3 separate regions of the Mus musculus genome follow, and regions 1 and 2 are each linked to region 3. Evidence: chromatin loops called from intact Hi-C (ENCODE). Cell type or tissue: left cerebral cortex. All regions are shown on one strand.

The links. Peaks named below come from ENCODE experiments on the same cell type or tissue, not always from the same donor. Only the 100,000 strongest peaks of a DNase experiment are listed, where the experiment ranks them.
Region 1: a loop joins it to region 3, with 2.7 times the contacts of the local background. A loop is called at or near these places in 2 of 42 quality-filtered maps.
Region 2: a loop joins it to region 3, with 10 times the contacts of the local background. A loop is called at or near these places in 2 of 42 quality-filtered maps.

What each region holds. Positions count from the first base shown.
Region 1 is chr8:113,916,104-113,924,103 of GRCm38, forward strand. No RefSeq gene overlaps it. Among named protein-coding and RNA genes, the nearest start is that of Adamts18, 71 kb to the left of the region's middle. In left cerebral cortex, no CTCF peak of the experiment used is centred here; DNase peaks (open chromatin) are centred at 4,445 and 7,510.
Region 2 is chr8:113,807,154-113,815,153 of GRCm38, forward strand. All of the region lies in intron 3 of Adamts18 (a disintegrin-like and metallopeptidase (reprolysin type) with thrombospondin type 1 motif, 18), which reads right to left. Among named protein-coding and RNA genes, the nearest start is that of Adamts18, 38 kb to the right of the region's middle. In left cerebral cortex, no CTCF peak of the experiment used is centred here; DNase peaks (open chromatin) are centred at 4,233 and 4,562.
Region 3 is chr8:113,868,879-113,876,878 of GRCm38, forward strand. No RefSeq gene overlaps it. Among named protein-coding and RNA genes, the nearest start is that of Adamts18, 24 kb to the left of the region's middle. In left cerebral cortex, no CTCF peak of the experiment used is centred here; DNase peaks (open chromatin) are centred at 3,769 and 5,093.

The DNA of each region.
Region 1 (8,000 bases), 47 kb after region 3:
ATAGACATGATTGACAGGCATAAGTAATGATGTCCACATTTAGGTATTGAAATGCCTTCTTTTGTAATAGAAAACAAGTGGCTACCCAAAACAGCCCTGTCTCCCAAAGTTTTCCCTTGTCCTAGGAAGCCTCTAGCTGGTCCAGCTATACCCAACCATACTTCCACATGTCTTAACTATCCTAAATATCACTACTTTCTATAGAAACATTTTAGAGTTATTTCCCTTCATGACAGCCACCTCTGAGAATTTCCAGCTCACCTCCTCTTTCCTTGCCTCACATCTGTGTGCTTCCTCCAGTTGTAAAATAACTTCACAGCCTCCAGTACCTGCCGTAGTCTGACTCTTTATGAGAACGATTTCATATAATCCCTAAATAAACCTGCAGGGCAGGCTTTGGGGTCCATAAATGGTGTTTTACAAAGGAAGAAAGAGCCAGGGGCTCAGAGTGATTGAATAGCTTACCCCAGTTCTGTATTTGAACCCCTCTCAGCTCTTGTCTCGCCGCGATCCTCGTCAGCTTTCCTGTTTCGTGTAACACAAGGTATTTAAAAACAAATTCCCTATTACAAATATGAGATTTATTCTTACCTGTTTCCAACCATTTTAGCATGCCAGCCACTTTTCAATTTTAAGATGCTGCTTTTAATGCACTTACCCATTCCTGACAAAATTATGAAAGTACCCAGACTCTTCTACCAATAAGACCCTGATGGACTCCCGCTACAATGGGGGGTTTTGTCTCACACGAGGGTACTATGAGATCACATCCTCCATGATGCTTTCATAAAATTGTTCACCCTTACAGTTCAGCTCTCAGGCTCACACTTTCAACTTATATCCATGTTTTTATATTCCCTTGTTATAAAATAATACATAGATTTAATGGAGACAGTCTCTGCCACCGTGGGATGGCCAGACTCTGTGGTTTCTAGGAGTGGAATGATTCAGGACAGCTAACAGAAACCCAAGCACATTACTATTTCTGGCTTGTGACAATAAGCATTGGGCCTTCAAAGGCTGAGCAAGTTTCCAGTGATTTCCAACAATCGCAGTTGTCATTTTCAAATGACGGTCCTTTTCAAACGCCAAGTGGAGTGAAGAAAACGTGTATGCTATTGCTGAGTCCACAGAAATATGACTTGCAACAGCCTATGTTACTCTCTTGTCTGCGAATTTTCTGCCCTGATTAATTACAAAGACTGCCAGAGCGTGTTGATGTTAGTTAAAAGCATTTGTTCTTTCCAGCCTGTCGTTATACCCGAATTAAGGATCTCTGTGTTGAGGGGAGGTCAGGAGAGTTCAGATCTGTTTTCCACTGATAAATCTTGCTGTCCAGTAAGGATTAAAGGAACTCAAGACTTTCATATGTAAAACTAATACCCAATCGCCTATGTGTGTCTGTTCCCATGATCAAAGGGCCCTTGGCCAAGTGAGAATGGCTCAAAGAGATAATAAGTAATTTGTTCTCTACAACATTATAATTATCTAAACCTTTACAAAGTCCTGGAAGTAAATTCTCTAATCAGAGTTAATTAGCATCCTTGATGCTTTGAGTTTGCCTGACTAGGTCTCTTAAAGGCACATGAGCATGAAAATGACAGGGGTTCTTTGGAGCCAACTTCCTACGCTCCTTCCAAGTTAGGTGGCAAATCTTTACACAGTGAGCTTTGACCCATTTACTTCAATCTGCTAAAAATTATTTGGAAAAAAAATGTATATTCAGTAACTTTTTCATGGTTTTATCTGTAGGTGTCCCAGCTCTCTACCAACTGAGTTTTGAGGGTTTGCTACCCTCAAATTCAAAATAGGAAGAATTAAATGAATTGGTAAATGGAAAAACTGAGCTAATTTACCTTCAATTATTTTAAGAGGACACAACAGATGACACCTGGGGTGAGAGTCTCGGTGCTAAGTCGCAATTGCTTATCATCCCAAGTTTGATTCCTTTTGCCTTTCTGCAACCTGAAGAGTAATGCCAATCGCTTTCATATAGTCTTGTCTTGTCTTGTTTGGTTTTTGATTTTTGTTTTTTTAATGCTGGCCATTGAACTGAGGCAAGAGCTACACAGGTAAGAGCCCTTGCTTTGCAAACATGAGGACCTGAGTTCAAATCCTCAATCTATAATCTCAGCATTAGGAGGTAAAGACAGAATAGCCTAGTTGAAGTGATGCAGTGAGATACCCAGTTTCAAGAGAAGGTAGACAGAACTATAGGGGAGACCCCTGAATGTCTCTGTCATGCTCAAGTGCATACACTACACATATACCCAAGCTGGTTGTTATGAGGGAAATTAACCAAATGGATTGGCAATGACTTTACCTACCAAGGACATACTAGAAGCCCATAGAGGGCTTCCTGGGGGCTCTCAAGTGACATGCCAGACTCATTTTTCTAATACTGAGGCCTCGCATAGATTCTCCTAGCCTAATTTACTCACTCCAGATTCAGGTTTTTACTCCTTCTTTCATTCAGAGGAAGGGTCCTACTGTATAGCTCATCTGGCTTGAAATGTCCTAAAGCATCCAGGCTAACTTCAAAATCACAATCCTCCTGCGTCATCCTCTGAACAGTGGGATTATAGGAGTGCCTGGCCAAGCCTGGTTTTACCAGTTTTCTCATAAGTTTCAACATTGCCCTATGAACTCTATCTTTATCAAGTTTTAGACGTGCACGTTATCATGTTTATTTCTGAGCCACAGCAGGATAAGCATAAGATTCATTTAGGCACGTAAAGTTTCTCTGTGGCCTCACAAGAAGTGCGGACAACTCTTGAGGAGTGCTTTGTCATTATGCCTTGGACTTTGACGACCTAACTTTTATTTCTAGACAAGAGAACACCAGGGAAATGCCTTAGAGTTTGTGTAGCTTTCAGGTGCAGTCTATTAGCCACCCGTGCAACAGACTATGAGCCAGGCATATCAGAGATATGCCCATTATCCATGGGCTATCGGAAAGGAAATATCATCCCTGAAAAGTCAGGAGAACAATTATGATTTTTACAATCAAAATTTGTAAAGGCACGGGGCATTACTTCCCACTTGCACCACACATGTATCCAAGTCGGTCACTGTGATGAAAAACCACGATGAATTAGCCACAGCTTAGCCCACCGAGGATGGACAGTCCACAAGATGTTTACTTGGAGCTCTCAGGAGATAGCACAGATGCACTTTCTAATGCTGAGCTGCATCGCCTTCTCACATTGGCAAATGCCAGAGAACAAGAATTCATTCATGGACTCTAAATCTATAAAAGCTCAGCTTGCCTGTAATTCTGACAAATGGGGTTCTTAATGACATCTCGGCTAAACTAAAACAGCAAGGAAACAAGAGGCTAATGTAGTGGGCCTCAGTCAAGGGTGATTCGGGAATTATGGGCACATGTGAGACTGTCTAAGGACATCTTGGTTATTATACTTTAGAGATGGATGTCATCTAGTCAGTAGAGGTTAGAGATGCTGATAAGCATATTATAGGGTCCAGAACAGTTCTTAACAACAAAAACTATCTCTTCCATAATGTTGATTGTAGGAAGTTCAGAAAAATCCAATCTAAAAAAGTTATTCCTAGGATAGAGAGGGAGAGGGAGAGGGAGAGGGAGAGGGAGAGGGGAGAGGGAGAGGGAGAGGGAGAGGGAGAGGGGAGAGGGAGAGGGAGAGGGAGAGGGAGAGGGAGAGGGAGAGGGAGAGGGAGAGGGAGAGGGAGAGGGGGAGGGGGAGGGGGAGGGGGAGGGGGAGGGAGAGGGAGAGGGAGAGGGAGAGGGAGAGGGAGAGGGAGAGGGAGAGGGAGAGGAGGAATATAAGTTGTTATTCTCAGACCTATAAGATGCCTGCTGCAAAATGGTAGAAAAATGTCTTCTGATAGATTGTTAAGATATTTACTGTTTTTGAGTACACTATATTCTCAGACTCTGGACACATAGGAAACCCAAGTATGAATGATTTGTCTCATGATGTCATGAAGAATATGGGGAAATAAACATAGCTTAATAGATGACAAGAAACACCAATGGAAACTGTCCTCTAAACTGCTACATACACTAGAGTTTCCAGCTATCAGATCAAAGTGCACTTTGGTGACTTTTTCTTATTATTGTCTTAAGAAAAGAAAATGCCCCAGAAAGGACTCTTTATGTTTGGACACTCTCCATAAAACAGTTAAAGAGTTACCAAAATATTTAAGCTATTATTATGTTTGTAAACTAATTTATAATATAATTAGTTGTATGATTGTATAATATAAACTAATGGCAATATAATTGTAATACACATAAAGTGTATGCCTTGAAACTCGGAGCTAGATTAACTCTAAGCTGATGAACACTGTAGATTTGTGCCTGCTTCTTTCCCCAGCACGCCCTTTTCTCCAGCATGCAACATTGAGACACATGGTAGGTAGGATGAGCAATCTGTTTTCACCACCAAACAGTAAATCCATCATCTAAGAGAAGACTGTAAATTTTTCATTCAGAAGAAATTCCTCTAGCTTGTCTTGCTGGGAGAATCCAAGCAGTAGGAAAAAAAATGACTTATAACTTCTGAAGGCTGAGCTGAGCTCACACAGACACTGTTCCACAAGAGAGGAAAACTAGCTGAATGCAAACAACCTAACAGCAATGCTCTAAATGAGCTCTAAATGAGGAGTGATGAAGAGGAGACAGGGCTGGCAAACAGATTCCAGCATTTTCTTTTTGCTTTCCTAACCAAAGACACATATAGACAATTTGCACGTATCAAAAATAAAAAACCAGTTTGACACATGGAGATAGTATCAGTCACCATGTTGAAGGTATCAGGTGTTGCTTCTGCCTGTCTTTCACACATGGTTCTTGGAAATAATTTATCTTTACATATGAAGGATCAAAGGAATCATATACAAATCATTTGAGAGGTGATAACCACAGGTTGTCTAGACAATAAACAAAACACCCAACACAAAAGGATATGGGAATAGAGGTGAACCAACTTGTAGAGGCACTTGACTGTCACCTTAGTACTCTGGAGGCTGATGCAGGAGGATCACAAGTACAAGTTCAGCTTGGATGAGAACTGGATGGGAGAAGGAGTGGAAGAGAGGCAGAAACACAGAAAATGGGAAAGGGGATGGAGAGAGAGAGAGAGAGAGAGAGAGAGAGAGTGAGTAAAGGAGCAGAGGAAGTGGGGAAGTGGTTTGAATGAGACTATTTGAATGTTTGGTTTCCTGCTTAGGAAGGATTAGAAGGTGTGGCCTTGCTGCTAGTCCCAGGCTTGCTTTCCTCCATGAGCTTGTGGATCAGATGAAAGCTCTGTTCATCTGAGCTATGTTCCAGCACCCGCTGTCTGGCTTTCCCCTAAGAGGGCAATGATCTAACCCTTTGAAATGCCAAGAAGCCCCAGTTAAATGTTTTCTTTTATAATCTGTTTTGGTCATGGTGTTTTTTTCAGGGCAATAGAAAAGTAAGGAGCGGCCGGAGAGAGATGTCTCCGTGGTTTAAAGCACTGGCTGCTCTACCAGAGGTTCTGAGTTCAATTCCTAGCAATCACATTGTGGCTCGTGGTCATCTAGACTGGATCTGATGCCTCTTCTGTTGTGCATGCATACATGCAAACAGAGCACTCATATGCATGAATCAATGAATCTAAAAGAAAAGAAAAGAACACAAAGCAGTAGGGAGAGAGGAAGGAGGGACACAGGGTAGCCCTTTTAGATTATGAGTCATTAGTCACCACTGATAAGATCAGGAGTTACAGAATTTCTGCAACATGAAGGTGTTAATACTTGTCTCATGGAAGAGCTATACAAGTTAAGCAAGATGCTCTATCGAGATGTCCATATCCCACGAAAGCCTCATCTCTTAATATCATACTGATAACTAGGACTTTAATATGTGGATTTTGAGGGAACATGAACATACAGACCAGAGTCAGGTTAGATCCAAGAGAGGTAAGTTTTGCCTGTCATCCCAGAGCAGAGATTCAGGATCCACAGAGGTGAAAAATAGGACTAGTTTGATGTGCACTGGAGGATGTAAGCTATAATTGAGAAACTAGATTTAGAAATCCAATCTTGTGTGGCCTTGGGTAAGCATGTTGATCTCTTCAGTTTCCTTCTAGAGTCAGAATAGAAATAAAGAGGCATCTGCCCCTTTCCTCAGTTAGTGAGTAATTTATACAAAGTAATATGTTTAGGCAATGTCTATAGATGAGGAAGGACTCAGGGCAGGAGAGCTGGCTCAGTGGTTAGGAGCACCGGCTGCTCTTGCAGCCAACCTGGGTTCAGTTCCCAGCACCCACATAGTGTGTCTCTGAAACACCTGTAAATCCAGTTCCAGGAGAACCAACATCCTCTTCCTGCCTCTGCAGGCGCCAGCACATGCCACCACACCATGGTGCACGTAAACTCACACAAGCACATACACATTCATGTAAATAAAATAAATGATTTTTCAAAGGGATTCAGATGTCATTTGTTTGAGGCTGTTTGTTTGTTTGTTTGTTTGTTTGTTTTGATGTTTGTTTGTTAGCATTGTAAGTATTATTACCCATGACTAGCTAACACGTCTTTCACTTAAGATGTTTGGGAGAAACCAAGTTTTCATGATTGGTCATTTTTAACTGCAACTTGGAAAGTTGCTATTTAAGACCATGCTTTGGTGAGAAGTCTGCTGAGACCCAAAGCCACTCTTCACACTCAGTGTCAGTGACAGCCACCTCCTTAACTGCTGAAATAGGAAGGACCCTTGGAACAGTCCCCTCTTGGAACTACCAGCACTGCTAAGTCATATAATAGCACTTATATCTTCGGTCTATTTCCTGGCAGGTGGGCCTTTCAGCATCCTACCCTCAGCATTCCACCCTCAGCATCTCTCCCTTAGCATTCTCACCTTCAGCATCCCACCCTCAGCATCTCACCCTCAGCATTCTCACCCTCAGCATCTAACCTTTAGCATCCCACCTTCAGCATTCTCACCCTCATCATCCCACCTTCAGCATACCATCCTCAGCATCCCACCCTCAGCATACCATCCTCAGCATCCCACCCTCAGTATCCCATCCTCAACATTTCACCTTCCCCATCCCACCCTCAGCATCCCACCTTCAGCATTCTCACCCTCAGCATCCCACCCTCAGTATCCCACCTTCAGCACCCCTATTTTCAGCATCCCACCCTCAGTATCCCACCTTCAGCACCTCTATTTTCAGCATCCCACCCTCAGTATCCCACCTTCAGCACCCCTATTTTCAGCATCCCACCCTCAGCATCCCACCTTCAACATCCCACCCTCAGCATTCCACCTTCAGAATCCAGCAACTCCTGGAGGTCTCAGCAACATCTTCCCAGAGTTTCTGAGATGGTGCCTCCCAATAAAATACAAGACAAATTGGAATCTGGGGGTGGGAGGTGTCTTGTGTTCTGCTTGCATTCTTTTAACTGTTCCACCTGTGATTTATGGCTCCATGGAGGGGCAGGGCTATAACTCAGAAGTGAGGGGGCTGTGTGAGCATGACACAGAGAAGGAAATGAAAAGCAAGCCCATCCCAGCTGCCCACACAGGAGACACGGAGCTGTTTGATTTTTGAGAAGCAGAAGCTAAGAAAAATCACGAGAATGGAACAGAAGAGCAAAATGCTTAGCAGGTGCCTGAGCTTACACATCAACAGATGTGGGAAAACAATCACAAAAGCGCACAGCCAGTTTTCCCTATCAGCTCTAAAAGTATTTGGAAGATCATGTCAGGACTCCACACAAAATTCAGATTGCTCATCTGTGAAACTAATTCAGATGAATGAAAAGAAAATCCAGAAAATATTTTTTTTTGTGACTCTCTGCTATACCCATACCCTCAGCTTTCAAAGTCCATGTTTATTTTTGAAGCTTGAATCTCCCACATGGAAACATTTGGGGATAAGGCTGAGGTTTTGATTCATATAAAGAACATTGTTGTTGAGTGGCTTTTTCATTAAGTATTATTCTAAATGTTGTTGTGTATCCTTTAGCATTCTCTATAAAAATGTAAT
Region 2 (8,000 bases), 62 kb before region 3:
TAGACACAGAGGTCAGGAAGTACTGCTTTAAGTCTTAGTCACCATGGTGTTCTGCCCTTGTTTTCCTAGTGGAAATTACACCTCTGGGATAGTGAGATTTGTGCATGCATTTGGCTGGGTAGGGCTGTCCACAGGGCTGGCAAAGCATTGCTGCTGGGTGATTGACAGAGTGTTTCTGGAGGGATTAGCATGTGGGGCAGTAGACAGAGTAAAGAAGACCCATCCTGAGCTCTGTGAGTAGGTACCATGTGATCCACAGTGGGCCTAGGCAGAAGAAAGAGGTAGAGGAGGGAGGTGATTTCTTCTTCCTGGAGCTGGGACAGCCATCTTCCATCCTTAGACTTCAGGGTTCCAGATGCTCAGACCTCTCGTGTCTGGGGCTGACATCAGCAGCAGCCCAGTTTCTTAGGCCTTCAGGCTTGATCTAGAGGACACCACCTGATTCCTTGTGGATAGATCTTCAAGGTCAGAGTGAATTGGGTCAGCTTTCTTGGTTCTCCAAGTTTGCTGTGTAACACTGGAGGAATACTCAGCTTCCATAATTATACAACCCAGCCCCCATCATAAGCTATCACCTATCTACTTCTCTATCTATCCATCTATCTATCTATCTCTTATCTCTGTATATCACCTACCATCTATCTATCTCTTTTTTTTCCATTTTTTATTAGGTATTTAGCTCATTTACATTTCCAATGCTATACCAAAAGTCCCCCATATCCACCCACCCCCACTCCCCTGCCCACCCACTCCCCCTTTTTGGCCCTGGTGTTCCCCTGTACTGGGGCATATAAAGTTTGCAAGTCCAATGGGCCTCTCTTTCCAGTGATGGCCGACTAGGCCATCTTTTGATATATATGCAGCTAGAGTCAAGAGCTCCGGGGTACTGGTTAGTTCATAATGTTGTTCCACCTATAGGGTTGCAGATCCCTTTAGCTCCTTGGCTACTTTCTCTAGCTCCTCCATCTATCTATCTCTTATCTCTGTATATCACCTACCATCTATCTACTTATCCATCCATTAACTTATCTATTATCTTCCTTTTTTCCATTGTTTATTTACTAACACATATTATCTATCTATCTACCTATCTACCCATCTTTCTATCATCTTTTATTATCTATTTACTATCTATCACCTCTCTGTAATCTATCACCTATCATCTACTACTTATCTACCCATCTTTCATCTATCTTTTTATTATTTATTTACTGTCCATCACTTACCTCTCATCTATCTATCTATCTACCTACCTATCTATCAATCTATCAATCAATCAATCAATCAATCAATCGTCTATCTACCTACCTACCTATTATGATAAACGTTGACATTCTACTTGATTAGATTGATATGTACCTAGAAGACCAGTAAATCTTTCTCCTGAGCGTGTCTATAAGAGAGAATGACCTCCCCTGAGTGTAACACCATTTATGTCCAATTAAATGAGATAGAAAAAAAGGGAAGAACCTACAGTGATGACATTATCTGTCTCCTTGTCTCTTTCCTTTTGTTTTCGTGTGTGTGTGTGTGTGTGTGACTACCTACCACCCCACCTTCACCTTCTGGCATAACCCCTTTCATGACATGTTTCACTACTGTGGTGTTTTGCTGAAACACACAAAAAAACCAAGCGGCCACCAACTTAAACCTCTGAAATTTGAGCCAAGATAAATATGTCATCCTTTAAGACGTTTACACCATGTATTTGGTCACAGCAACATTCTATCCATCTCTCTCTACTTATCTGCCTGATATGTTGCTCCTGTTTGTCTGGAGATTCCTGACAGACATACTCTGTCTCCCTCTGCAACCCTTGTGAAGACACAGGACTAGAAAGACTTTAGCTATGTGTATTGGCTAGTTTTGTGTCAACTTGACACAGCTGGAGTTACCACAGAGAAAGGAGCTTCAGTTGAGGAAATGCCTCCATGAGATCCAACTGTAAGGCATTTTCTCAATTACTGATCAAGGGGGAAAGGCCCCTTGTGGGTGGGACCATCTCTGGGCTGGTAGTCTTGGGTTTTATAAGAGAGCAGGCTGAGTAAGCCAGTAGAGGCAAGCCAGTAAAGAACGTCCCTCCATGGCCTCTGCATCAGCTCCTGCTCCCTGACCTGTTTGAGTTCCAGTCCTGACTTCCTTTGGTGATGAACAGCAGCATGGAAGTGTAAGCCAAATAAACCTTTCCTTCCCCAACTTGCTTCTTGGTCATGATGTTTGTGCAGGAATAGAAACCTTAACTAAGACACTATGTAATGAGGTTTTCAGGGTGTTTAGTGTCAAAATCTCACCACCTGCTCCCTACCCTGCCCCCATTTTGTACTCAACCCCTCTTCCTCTGATCCATCTGGTCCTCCCTATACCAATATCCCGGCAGTCCTGTGCACTCTGCACAGATAGTCTAACCCAAATCTGAATGTGACCTGGGCCACTAGAGATTGGGCGGATGGGAGGCAGAGACCTGAGCCCACTTTCCAGTGAGGGCTGAAGCCTGGTGGGATTAAAACTCTAAGAGCAAACTTCAAGGTCTAGATCACAGCATGACACAGATAACTTTAAAAATCAACTTTCTATGGGAGACTGTTTATATAGGTTCCCTTCTCACTGAATAGAATATTTGATCAACATGGATAATCAATCTAAAGGCTAATAATAAATAATCCTTTTGGAAAACAAACGAGGGTATGGTTAGCTCCCCCAACCCCAGCTCGATTTTAGCTTTCTAGTCTTTTTTTTTTTTTTTTTTTTTTTTTAGTTCTCTGTAGTTTTATGAGATGCCTTGAGACCACAAACTCTAGCTGTAATGATGTCCTGTCTGTTGGTTTTTCTGTCAACTCACCACAAGCTAGAGTCATCTCAGAAGAAGATTAATTAAGGAAACTCCCGCTCTTGGATTGGCCTGAATGCAAGTGTTGGGGGCATTTTCTTGATTAATGACTACTGTGGGAGGGTCCAGCTCATTGTGGATGTGAGACTCCCAGACAGGTGGGTTCTGAGCTGCATGAGAAAAGGCCAAGCAAGCAGTGGGAAACAAGCCAGTAAGCATCACTCATCCGTGCTCTCTGCTTCAGTTCCCACCTCCAGATGCCTGAGCCGTCTTCCTTTCATGATAGACTGTGATCTGGACATGTAAGCTGAAATATTCCCTTGGCGCCCCAAGTTGCTAATGTCACGGTGGGTTTGATTGAAGTGACAGAGCACTAACTAAGACAAGTGGGATGCCATGACATCGTTACGTCGGCAGCCTGGTTCCTCGTGAGAAATACCCCACAACATAGATGCCAAGCAAACACACATGAAGTGAATCCTGGGGCAACAATCACGTGGTATGTTATAATAATGATCACCATCACAATGATCCCAAGTTATTACGAAAAGCAACTTTTATATGAGCGGCTTATTATGTGCCAGATATGGTTTAAATTTTCAATACACCACGATTCAGTTCCATAGTCACTGTAACTGTGAAACAGACCATAATACTGCTAGCCTCATCGTTAAGTCAAGTAATACCTGAAGAAATCAGCCTAGGGGCATAAAGATCATCGTGGGAAGAATACAGTCTTATAATTAAGAGGGTCTTAACAGGACTGGAGGGGTGGCTCTGCAGTTAAGAACAACTACGCTCTTGCAAAGGTTGAGTTTTATCTTCCAGCACCTAATATGGATCTCACACCTGCTTAAAACTCCAGTTCCCGGAGAACCGCTCTCCTCTTCTGACCTCTGTGGGATCTGTACACATACAATGCACATATATCTCTGCTAGCAAACACACACATAAAACAAAATACAAACACACATATAATTTTTTTAAAAAATCTAAAAAAAAAAAAAAAAGGGTATTGGCACCGTTAGGAGGTAGATTGATAAATCTAAGTAAAAAGATACTTTGTAAACCCCCAAGGTAGTTACTGTTATTAATAACAACCAGCATTTAAGCAGCCATGATTTGAGCGACCTCATTGAACATGTATGTTTAGTTATGATTTGTATTGAGGGTTAAACGAATTTTCTTGGGGTTGGGTAGTGGCTCAATGGTTAAAGTATTTGGCCCTTAAGCCCTGAAGCAGAAGGCTGAGGATCTTCAGAGAAATATTGGTTAGTACTGGATGTCAGTGAGAGACCTTGCCTCCGTGAATAAGGTAGAAGAGTGTTGAAGAACGATTCCTAACATCAATCTTGGGTTGCCAGATGGATGTGGGCGTAAATGTGTGTGCATGTGCTCACACACACACATGGTCACCTACATAAATGTGCCCCCTCCAAATGTTTATACACATGTCTCCTCCAAACATATATACACAGAGATAAACACACACCTGTAACAGCCACAAAAATGGGGAAATGCCAATATTAAAATTCTATAAAGTAGCAGAGCCAGGGCTTAAATAAGGCTGCCAGTCTGCTTCCAAGCCATGTGGTGACACTGATGCAGGGTGATGAGGCTGGGAAAGGGAGATATAAGGCTTAGGGGATATCTGGGTCCTTTTTTTTTGGACCACAGCCCACTAGCATGTGAGTCAGAGCCTCTGAAACACATCCAGCTAGCCTGCATGTCTCAGCCAGTGCCTTTTCTATTAATGGGACCCGAGTCATCCCTTCCTTTATTTAACATACGTGGGCCCTTGCATAAATCAGAGCTACTGAGAAAAATCAGGTGCTGTACATACCGTCTAGGGGAGAGGCTGAGAATAGCCAGAGGATTCCATAACCAAGTGCGAGATAAGTCCTTTAGGAGGAAGTATGCTGTGAAAGGACATACAGAGGGACTGGAAGGGCTGGAGGGATGGCTCATCAGTGAAGAGCACCTGCTATATCCTTTAGAGGACCCGAGTTTGGTTCCCAGAACTCGTATCCAGCTGTTCACAAACGACCTGTGACTCTAGAGCATCTGGTGGCCTCTTCAGACATGCATGTCCTAGGTTCTCCCCTCCCCTCTCCCTCCCCTACCACACCGTGTGTGTGTGTGTGTGTGTGTGTGTGTGTGTGTGTCTGTGTGTCTGTGTGTCTGTGTGTCTGTGTGTGTCTGTGTGTGCGCGCTCGTGCGCCTTATGCACACACCTGCACATAAATGATTTTTTTTTAAAAAAGTAAAACAAAGGTACTTGAATGGATTTAAGTTTAAGGACCAGGATCTATGGAAAAAGAAAATTTCTTAAATGAGTAAGTAGCCTTACAACCAAGGTCTGAGGGATAACTGGCATTGTATTTGGATTGTACTTTCTTTAGGGTATTGTGTGGCTTCTGAAAATTCTCTAGACACTGGGTCTTGCTTTTTTTTTCTGATATAAAGTCCTACCTAGTTCATTTGGCATCAGACTCATTAGGCAGCTGAGGCTGAGACCTGCCTCTACCTTCCGAGTGCTGGGATCACAAGAGTTCTTCAGAGGCCTGGTTTTCTGTGGTGCTGGGAAGGAGCCCAAGGCTACATGCAAACCAGCAATCACTTGGCCAACCAGATCACATTCATAAACCCAGATACTGGTGACTTATAATCCAAAGCTTTAGCTTTTAAAGATGAATTTGTCTCCCAAGAAGAAGAAAGGGAAGAGAAAATGGGAGTGAATGAATCGAGAGTTTGAATTGACTTCTGCATTCCTAATAAAGCAATTCTTTTTAAAAAATTATTTATTTAATGTGAGTACACTGTTGCTGTCTTCAGACACACCAGAAGAGGGCACCTGATCCCATTACAGATGGTTGTGAGCCACCATGTGGATGCTGGGAATCGAACTCAGAACCTCTGGAAGAGCAGTAGTGCTCTTAACTGCTGAGCCATCTCTCCAGCCCAGGCGATAAAGCAATTGTTAAACTCCGAGTGACAACAAATGCCTGTGACTGAGGAAAAAAAAAAAAGTTATCCTGGGGGGTAACTTCTTGGGGCCAGGAAAAAAAATGGGTTTAGGGAGAAGTGTATTTTGAGTGTGATTCTCAATTATATAACATTCTCTTATCACATGAGCCCAGGGCTCTTTTGCTACAAGTTAATAAGTAACTAATGACAGGCATATAATTCTAAAGAAAGATGAAATAAAATAGAAAACTCACTGTTGTAAATTGTGTGGCTCAATACTGTTTCAAACACAGCACGGAGGAGCTGGAGGGAAGCTCATCAGGGTAAGAGCACTTGCTGCTGTCTCAGAGGACCCACGTTCTGTTCCCAGCATTCATGGTGAATGGTTACAACTGTATTTAGGTCTAGCTCCCTCTTCTGACTTCACCAGGCATCTGCATTCACATGGTACACACACAGACACACTCTCATGCATGCATACACACATATACACACACACACACTCATGCATGCATGCACACACACATACACACAGACATACACAGACACACTCATACATATACACACTCATACACACACACAAACACACTCATACACACACACACAGAGACACACTCATGCATATACCCACACTCATACACACACACACACACACACACACTCATGCATGCACACACACAGACACACACACACACACTAATAAAACCTTTAAAAAATATATCAAGTCTATGGTGATTATGGAGTTAGTAAAGTAAGGTTGAAGTCTTTGATTTGTTTTCCTATTTATGTCATAATAGAACTTCATATTCTCCAAAGACCAACTGAAGCCATCCTATCTACCTGCCTGGAAGCATTTCCCCCACAACATTTCACATCAGTGCGAAGGATCTGTGTCAGCCTCTCCTGTAGGAGTTACCTGTCCGGTGTGGGAGACAGCCACAGGAGGCCTTACCTCACTTCTGAAGTGGCAGGGAAGACATTAGCTTGGATAAGAAAAAGGTGTTTGAATGGTGTCTTCATGGGAGTAGACCAGAGGCTGGGGGTTGCTGGGGAGGGGGGGGGCTCACTGGGGGTTGCTGCTTTAGCACTGCTGTTAATTGTATTAGCCGCTGGTAAGGAAAAAAAATCAAAGTGATTTTGGGCAGATTAGGCTCTAAGAGTGACACTCAAATGCAGACAAAGAGCAGGTTTGTCTAGCAGCAGCGCTTGCTTGGCCACCCCCCATGTGAGACTCCGAGAGCAAATCCGGACTTCTCAGAGGCATGTTGACAGCTAAGGGGATTCAAATTCATGTCCAGACAAGAAGCTCGTGGTCAAATGCATCCAAAAACTCTGCAGCCCCGAATGAAGACAGAAAAGAAAAAGTAAAAAAAGAAAATCAAACAGAAACAATGGGATTCCTGTCAATGTCTCCAGTACCTCCCCCAGTACTCTTGGCAGCATGGCTCACACTAAGCCAGGGGCCAATATTGCACTGACTTTCAGAGTACGGCAGACCTGCTCCAGGGCTCTAAGTGCACATTTAGAGTTCAGGCAGGCTTCAGTTCCATTTAGTGCTGAATAAAGGCAGCATAGGAAATGACTCTTCCAGCTGTGTTCCCAGGCACACCATTTTCATAAATAAGAGAAGTGTGCCGATCAAAGTCACACCTCTGCTTCACTCCATGAGAGAGGGTGAACGCTTTACCTCGTGGGGTAGTTTGCCAGGACTTCTGGGCCACAAAACCACAGACTTGGGTGGCACAAGAGACAGAAGTGTTTTCTTTCAGTTTCAGGGCCCACATAGTCAAACTCAAGGTAACTGGCCATCCAGTTGGTTCTTTTCTTGCTAGGCTGGCCACCTTCTCACTGTGTCCACACATGATGGAGGAAGGTGTCCCCATATCTCTCTTAAAGGGCACCAGTTCCCTCAGATTAGGGACCCTTCTTACACCCTAATTTAACCTCTGTTGCCTCTTTCTCTATTGTCCCTTCCTCCTAGAAGAGCCCATTTGAGGATGCAGAGAACATGGGCGTTTGGGCTGCTATATGTCCTTGCTTCTTTCTTACTTCAATAAAAGCAGTAGTGATAAGAGAATAGCCATACAGGTGCTATAAGAGTTAAATAAGTAACAAAGGAACTAGTATTTAAAAAAAATACTAAAACAGGGGCTAGAGAGATGCCCCAGCAACTAAGAATACTTACTGACTTTGCAGCGGACCCAGG
Region 3 (8,000 bases):
ATTGGCTCATATGCAAAAGGAAAAAAAAAAAAAAGAAAGGTCATCTGGTAATCTGGGATTCCCTTTTGTGCTCTTAATGTCATCAATAAAAGAATTTCAAGATAGATTCAGAAGAAAAAGAGGAAAAAAATAAGGCAGGCAAGGTGTAAATCCAAGCATGAAGACAAGAGCAAGCCATGCCTTTTAGAGTCAAGGCCTGAGAAAGCTGGCTCCTTCAAAGTGAGGAGGTCTGCAAGCAGCTGTGTTGTGGAAGGGGGGGGGGTGCTTCAGAGAAAGGGAGAAAGATCCTAGCTTCAGAGCATGTTTGGACTTCTGGCTAGTATCTGAAAGAGAGGAAAGGAGAAGGGAAAACATGCTTAATGCTGGGCTGCAGACCTGAGCTCAGCACCCATTCCAGACTCTCGTATTCCAGGGCAAAATACAGCATAGAATTAGAGAAAGCTTACTGAGAAATGAAAAGCACTCTCCAAATTTCAGGAGTGGGCTAGTGAGGGAAAAACCTAAAAAGCTCCCATAAGGAGGCTCAATACCCTTGACAAGATGGTTATACAGCAATGGGGCATACTCTTTGTCCAGGTGAGGGAGGGCTTCCAGGCCTTTTCTGCCAACTGGCTTCTTTCTTTGTTAACCTCCATACAGGCCTTCAGCTCCTGCTATGGAAGAGAGAGCCTGCTATGGAAGCACAAGCAGCCTTGTCTGCATTAACACTGATTAAATTACTATGAAGAGCTGGATGGATTAAAACAGAACCAGTCATGGAAGTGACTTGAGAGCAGTTGCCATTGTATCTTACTGGGTAGTCTGTCTATTTAATGGCCAAAAGTTCAATTATGATGAAGAAGCTGTGGTTGGCAAACAAGACCAGCACAAGGTCAGGTGAGCCAACACTCCAGTATAAGAAGGAATTTAGGGATTCCGTCCCCCAGTGGAGGAGCTATTGGCATTGGATGGCTACTGAGAAAAGGAGAGTCTCTTTCTTCAAAGGTTGGTGCATGGTAGGTGACCCATGCTCCAATGACTGGTGCCCTGTACCCATGGACACACAGGAATCATTAATTAGACTCAGTGGGTTATTTTTTAAAAGATATAGAAGACATTAAGGCAGGCAAGGAGTGGGAGGGATGGTCCTGGAGGAGCTGGAGAAGACAAGCAGGGGGTGAGGTGGGAGTGATTATGACCTAATGTATTGTATTCACGTATGAAATTACCAAAGAATAAAAAAGAAGTTAAAGGAAAGACAAAGAGCCAGGGTTACTATAAGAAAACAAACTTAAAAATAATTAATGTACCTATTGAATCTTTGGATAGAAATATGTAAATTCTTAAGATTAATTCAAAGAATTCTGCTCTCCTTAGCCATCCAAGAGCAGGGGCAAAGCTTGCCATAAAATTCATATCCTAAGGAATGACACCAAAGTTGTCCCCACCCAACAACCAGGTTGGGGTTGGCTTTGCTACTTTGTGCGTTCTTCCTTTATTTCACCCTTCTCTCCTTTGTTTTTTCCACCACCCTTTCAACACCCTAACACTAGACAAGAGAGAAAAATGGTAGAGAGAAAAGGAAAGAGATCTTTGATTAAAGTCAGGAATCAGAAAGGGAGTGATATTACCGTTAGACTACTTCCTGCTGATTAGGAGCTTTGAGTTCCTTGGGGGCAAGTTTGATCTTCACCATCAGGATGTCCAACTTCTTCTTGCTGTTGTTTCTTCTTTGCACACAACTACTTAACAAACTGAAACCAACAACAACCAACAAACCTCCAATCAGGGCTCTAGCATTTACAGAGCCCCTGAAAAGTTCCCAGAATTCCAAACGTCACATAATCTCAAAACTAGCTGCAGCTGGCAAAATCACACCCTTGCTAGAGCACGAGGAAGATCATAGTCAGCTGCTTCAAACAATCCGAAGCAACCCCAGACCCCACACCTGGGATTATAACAAAAACATATTCTTGTAATATTTCTGTGTTTTTTAAAGCTACCAAAACTCCAAAATTGTCACTACACCAGAGTTGGGCTTGGGAAAAGTCACAGAAACCATAGGTACTGTTGTCTGTACTCTTAAATAACAAAGAATAGCCCAGAAGTCTTGCTGTTTAGAGATCAAACACCATTGGTTTGAAACATCCCTCTCTTGATATTTTATCCCCGTGGAATAGGAGGGAACTGTGCAATTATTAACAACACCTTAGAAACAGGAGCAGAATTTAAGTAAAAACCCAAAGTAAATGGGTGCTGGGAACTGTGTTTACATTTTGTGTTCTAGCCATTCAATCTCACTGTGTTGTTCTATTTTGCAGAGAAATAAACCGAGGTATAGGGAGAAATCAATTAACCCAAGACCACTTAAGCCAAGTCCATAAACTAGTGAAGGGTGAAGCTAAGATTAATAGAAAGGCCTGTCTGGGGCTAGTGTAATTTAGTGGTAGAATGTTTGCCTAACGTTTACAAAGCTCTAGGTCCAACCTCTTGTGCACACACATGCATACACGCACACATATAATGTGTGTGTATCTGATTCTAGTGTGTTCTCTCAACATAAATAAAAAGCAGTTTTATAAATCTCCCTCTAGCTAACAACTCCTCTTCTTTGTTTAAAAAAAAAGTTAAAAAATAGATACATAGATCCAAATTCTAAAGGAAACAAAGTGTTGGATATCATTATCCTTACTGTGGTTAAGGAATAAGAGAAACAATGTAAACAGAAAAACCAGGATTAGAGAACTCGTGGATGGTCCAATGTGAGCATGCCAAGTTGAGCATGTTTGTGTTTTTTAACAAATCTGGGTGCCCTTGAACTCTTTACTTATGAAACTCGATTCACTCCCTGACCTGAAATGTTGTTATTGTAAGAGACTGCCTTAATAGCTAAAACATGAAGCTGTTGGAGCCTTAAAAAGTTCTCCATGCCCCCAAGAACCTTCTGGAACACTGACATAGAATCCATTTTCAGCAGCCTTGGGCTAGAATCGTGGGGAACGCAGAGAGGAAGACAATAGAAAGAGAAGTGGCTGAGAGACAGGGTGCTCTAAGACGCTCACTTCAGTGTCTTCTTTCACCTTCCTAAGGAAGCCCCACGAGGCAGGACTTAGTTGCCTGGGAAACTCTGGTCTGTATGGTCTGACCACATGTTACCCTGTGTTATATGGGAAGGCTGCTGAGCCACGCCAAGGACTTACTCATTGTGTCCTCCCAGCCCTGCACATGGACTATAAAATTTTTAAAAACCCAAGCACTTACTTATCAGGAAGGGAAGGATACAGAAAATAATTGTGAATGCTACAATGGATTCAAGAGCATGTAATACATTGTTCTTCTGTACCCAAGGGGGTTGAACATAGATTACAGCACAGGCCAAGTGCTTAGCTTCTCCCAGATGGAAATATATCGTCAAGCCTATCCCTGTGGTGGTGTCCTTTGCCATTTAATTGATCAAATCAGAAAAGATTTCCAACTGGTAGCTACTTGTTGAGCCTTGGGGGTGGGGGCTGGGGGGGGAACGCTGATTCTCATTAAATAGATAATCCCTAAAGGAGAAGCATTATGGGAAAAGATTTCTTCCCCTACATTGCAATAGTTTGAACTCTTCCTATAATCTGATACTAAGAAAAGATGAAACTCACCAGAAATTGAAGATTTATCAAATCAGTCGATTCTAGACACAAAGTATCAAAATGTGTAAACTGTCGCTTCAAAGATCTAGGAGTGTTACTTGCTTTGCCTCCCACGTTAGAGCAAATGGTGTGACTCATTCCTGAGTGGTGTGGGCACAGGTTCTATGTGGTGTGGGCACGGGTTCTATGCTTCCTGGTAGAGCTTAATGACATGTGCTCTCTACGATGTAAGAGTTTGGATAATTAAATGCACTCAATTTTGATCTCTTCGTCCTTTGCCCAATTCTTCATATCCTAGTTCAGACTAGCCTAAGTAGACTCAAGGATGAGAATCAACTGAGTGAATAGCTAGAGAGACGGGCTCACTTAAGGGCTTTTGTGGTTCCTGCAGGGGACCTGAATTCTGTCCCCAGAATCTGCATTAGATGGTTCACAATGCCCTATCACTCCAGTTCTAGGGGAACCCAACTCTCTCTTTTGGCACCACCTGAATGAAGTCATGCACAGAAAATAAAAATGAATTAAATAACTAAGAAAGATTTAAAAGAACAAACCTACTTAGACAGCAAGGTCCAAGCGCCACAACTGTTTCTCACCATCTACCGTTTACCCATCTGATCTCAGTATCTAGTCATATAAAGTAACAGCTCCTGACACAAGTGGTCAATATAGGAAAGAGTTAAATGAATGCTTTCTGTGGTTTGGTAAATAAAAACATCATGAAGCCTTACATACAACTTTTCAGCCAAGCTCCTTTATCTAAGAGGAGGAAAGGCATGTTGGGTTTATTTATTTATTTATTTATTTTTAGGGGGAGTCAGTACAGGATGGGGAAGGAGATCTCTCAGTTTTCATATTACATACTTCCAAACATGTTAGACATGATATTTCAGACATGATGGGCTAAACGATCATACCTCATGTTTCAGGGTCCATGAGTGAAATGACGTTGAAGAATAAGGTCAATCAGGAGACTAAATAAATAAATAATAAAAAGTGGGAAACTGGAATCGTTGCTCCTTGATTTATATCCTGATCCAAGTGACATTAAGTAGAACCCAAATCTGTGTCCTTTTGCCCTAAAAGCTGCTGGACATTCTGTTAGAGGATTCCTGTATTCTAGAGTAATTCGTGATTGGCAACAGCTCAAATCTTGGCCTGTCTGAGGCTCGGATTTCCTCAGTGAGCACAGCCTTATTTCCTGTTCAACACACTGAAGAATGGAAGAAAAGGGTGTTTCAGTTTATCATAAGTATCACCGTGATAGGATTTCTAATAGCCGTTCACATTTATTAGAATTTTGCTGTGGGCTTGGAAGTGAGCTTAGTGTAGTCTCTCTGAGTGCTCCATTTAATGCTTACGCAGCCAGTCCATAAGGCACTCTTCCCATCCTCCCCTTTGCACACGGGACAGATGGTGCTGTCGAGCTTGGGTGTCTGATCCAGGGAATCACAGAGTTAGCAAGTAGCGAAGCCAGAAATGGGATCCAGCAATCTGGAATGTGACACGGAGTGAAGCAGCAGGACTCAACAATGAGTAAGCTGCGAAGCTGGCAGCTTAGCACTTGCTGAACGCACTTGAATTTCTTGTTGGCTTGATTTGTAGACTTGGAGTTTTCACTGTGTCAGGGATGGCACAGGTTTTTAAGCTGAATCTTTTCCATGTACATGTGATGGACGGCCTTCTGGGCTGTTTCAGCTGCTCCAGAGGAAGGGAACCAACCCATAATGTATATAAGCAGACCTCTGTACTATGATCCATTACATACTTCTCCTTATAGCAGACAAAATAGGTAGCCCTATAACGGTGTGCCAAAGCCAAAGACCTTAGTTCTTATTTCTCAAGATACACATAGTTAAATATTCCATAGGATAGATACATAGTGCTGGAAATACATGATGAATATATATATATATATATATCTTACATTTAGATAGCTTTCTATAAAAGAAGGGTAGGCTTTCAATTTAAGAACTTATATTCCTATAGTCATTTGAACCTTGTCTCGCCATTCAATTTGGGACAAATTCTTTAAATGTTGAACCTTACTTAGTCTTGTGATTTACAAATGGATGCATACAGTAGCCATGCCTTTGGGTTTATGACAATAAATACCACCTTCCTAGTATGGCTCAGTGCTGGGGAATACATAGAGGTTTTTAAGTCTGTTCTTTTCTTTTATAACTTTTCTTTTTTCCCCCTTCTTAAAAAAATCCATGTCTATATAAGATCATCTTCATGTGCATATAAATATCTGCTAAGCATTGATGCCCACAGACGCCATAGCTCTCACCCTTCCCAACTCCTGCCAGTCTCCTGTGCTCCCCAGAGAGCCTTGCTTCTGATTCTATGGGATCAAGTACATATCTGACATATATCTATAGTATATATGACCCTTAAAGGAGAGGGCATGTCTTATTTGTCTTTTCTCACGTTGATTCAATTAGTTTAATATTGGTTTTCTTCTCTTCCAGGTTTTGTCAATCTTCCTTTGATTGCTCTCTGTTGTTTTGGTGAATCCCATGAGATAAGAAGCTTGCATCTAGACATAACACTTAGATGTCTTTGTAGGCCAAGGGACACAGGGCTATCAGACCCTACAATACGCACTCTCTGATTTTTAATTTAGTGTCTTCCTTCACCACTCTAAAGTGTGCATATTTATTCTGGAAATAGTATTTTTAAAAATTCAGATTTTTTTTGTTCTTGTTTTTTTTGTTTTTTTTTTGGGGGGGGGGGTTATGCTAGTTTTATTTGGTTTGGTTAGTGCAGAAGCTGAAACCCTCAAGGATAACTTAATATGTAGTCTGTTACTTCATGTCTATCCCAGCCAGTACCCTTTGGCTTGTATGTAAAAAATTCTCCATATGATTTCTGTTCTTGATCATATTTTTTAAATATTTTTTATTACGTATTTTTCTCAATTACATTTCCAATGCTATCCCAAAAGTCCCCCATACCCTCCCCCCCCCCCACTTCTCTACCCACCCATTCCCACTTTTTGGCCCTGGCGTTCCCCTGTACTGGGGCATATAAAGTTTGCATGTCCAATGGGCCTCTCTTTCCAGTGATGGCCGACTAGGCCATCTTTTGATACATATGCAGCTAGAGACAAGAGCTTCGGGGTACTGGTTAGTTCATATTGTTGTTGTTCTTGTTTTTTTAACGAGTCTCATATCTCCCATGTTACAATAATTGGAAGGAATTATTAGCAGCATCACTCTCACCAATACACACACACACACACACACACACACACACACACAGAGAGAGAGAGAGAGAGAGAAAGAGAGAGAGAGAGAGAGAGAGAGAGAGAGAGAGAAATCTACCTCTGTCTCTATGAAAGACAGGTCTCTAGTTTTCAGTCCATTGTTCATTCCTGCCTGTTTGTCTCACTCTGTCTTAGCTCTGTCAGCTTTGCATCAACAATACCCCTCTACTTTTTAGCCGCTAAAGACGTGATACACAGACTTTCAACCTAAGAGATTGATAAAAAATGACAAACAGACGGGGCCCAGGGACAGATCCCCATGTCAATGGCTAGCGACCTCCCACTGAGTTGACAAGGCATCATTAATCAAGCATGGCTGTGAGGAGGTCCTCAGACACTTATGATTGTATCCAGTCTTCCCACCATCTAGTTCCCATGTCATAATCCTGCTCACGTGGCCATCAGAGAAACATTATCAAATGTTTCTCAGAAACCAAGAGGCATTTGGCCTCTGTTCTACCAGCCTCGTGGTGACACCATCAATACAGGATGTGAAGTTATTTTGACACAAACCTCGTTAATATCAGCTCCCTTTCAGACATAGTCCCGGATGTAATAAACACCCAGCTCTTCCGTGATAAGTTTCCAAAGAAAGAAACCACTTGGGCGGCCCAAGGGACTTAACACAACACACTTTGTTTAGGATGTGCGAGTATGGCTGAGCTAACAACATCTATTCTCTTTCCTAATAAGATCCAAAAGCTCTAGAAACTTCTCTAATGACTCGTCAGACCTCAAGTGTTGTTTTCACAAGGCCCCAAGGACTAGCTTTGCTTTGATGGGCTTGGTTGCCCTCTCCTTCCCCTTCTAGAGTAGTGGTATCTGCTCTTCACAAACCCGTTTGATCTTCTCCCTGCGGCTTCAGTCAGAGAGGGCTTTTCTCCGGAATAGACAAGGAAATGGTGGACAGCACTTGGGGAAAGGCTGCTTTCTATCCTCCATTCCCTTCCTTAGCTCAGGCCTAACTTATTCGTGATATTTTAGATGGAAACTTACCTTCCCATAGTTGGATTTATATACACAAGCTTCATAAATCTCAGGGCTAAAGCCAACTAAATGCCGCTCCAAGACACTCACCGTGTACCTACTTGAAACTATGCATATTTTTGGATTTT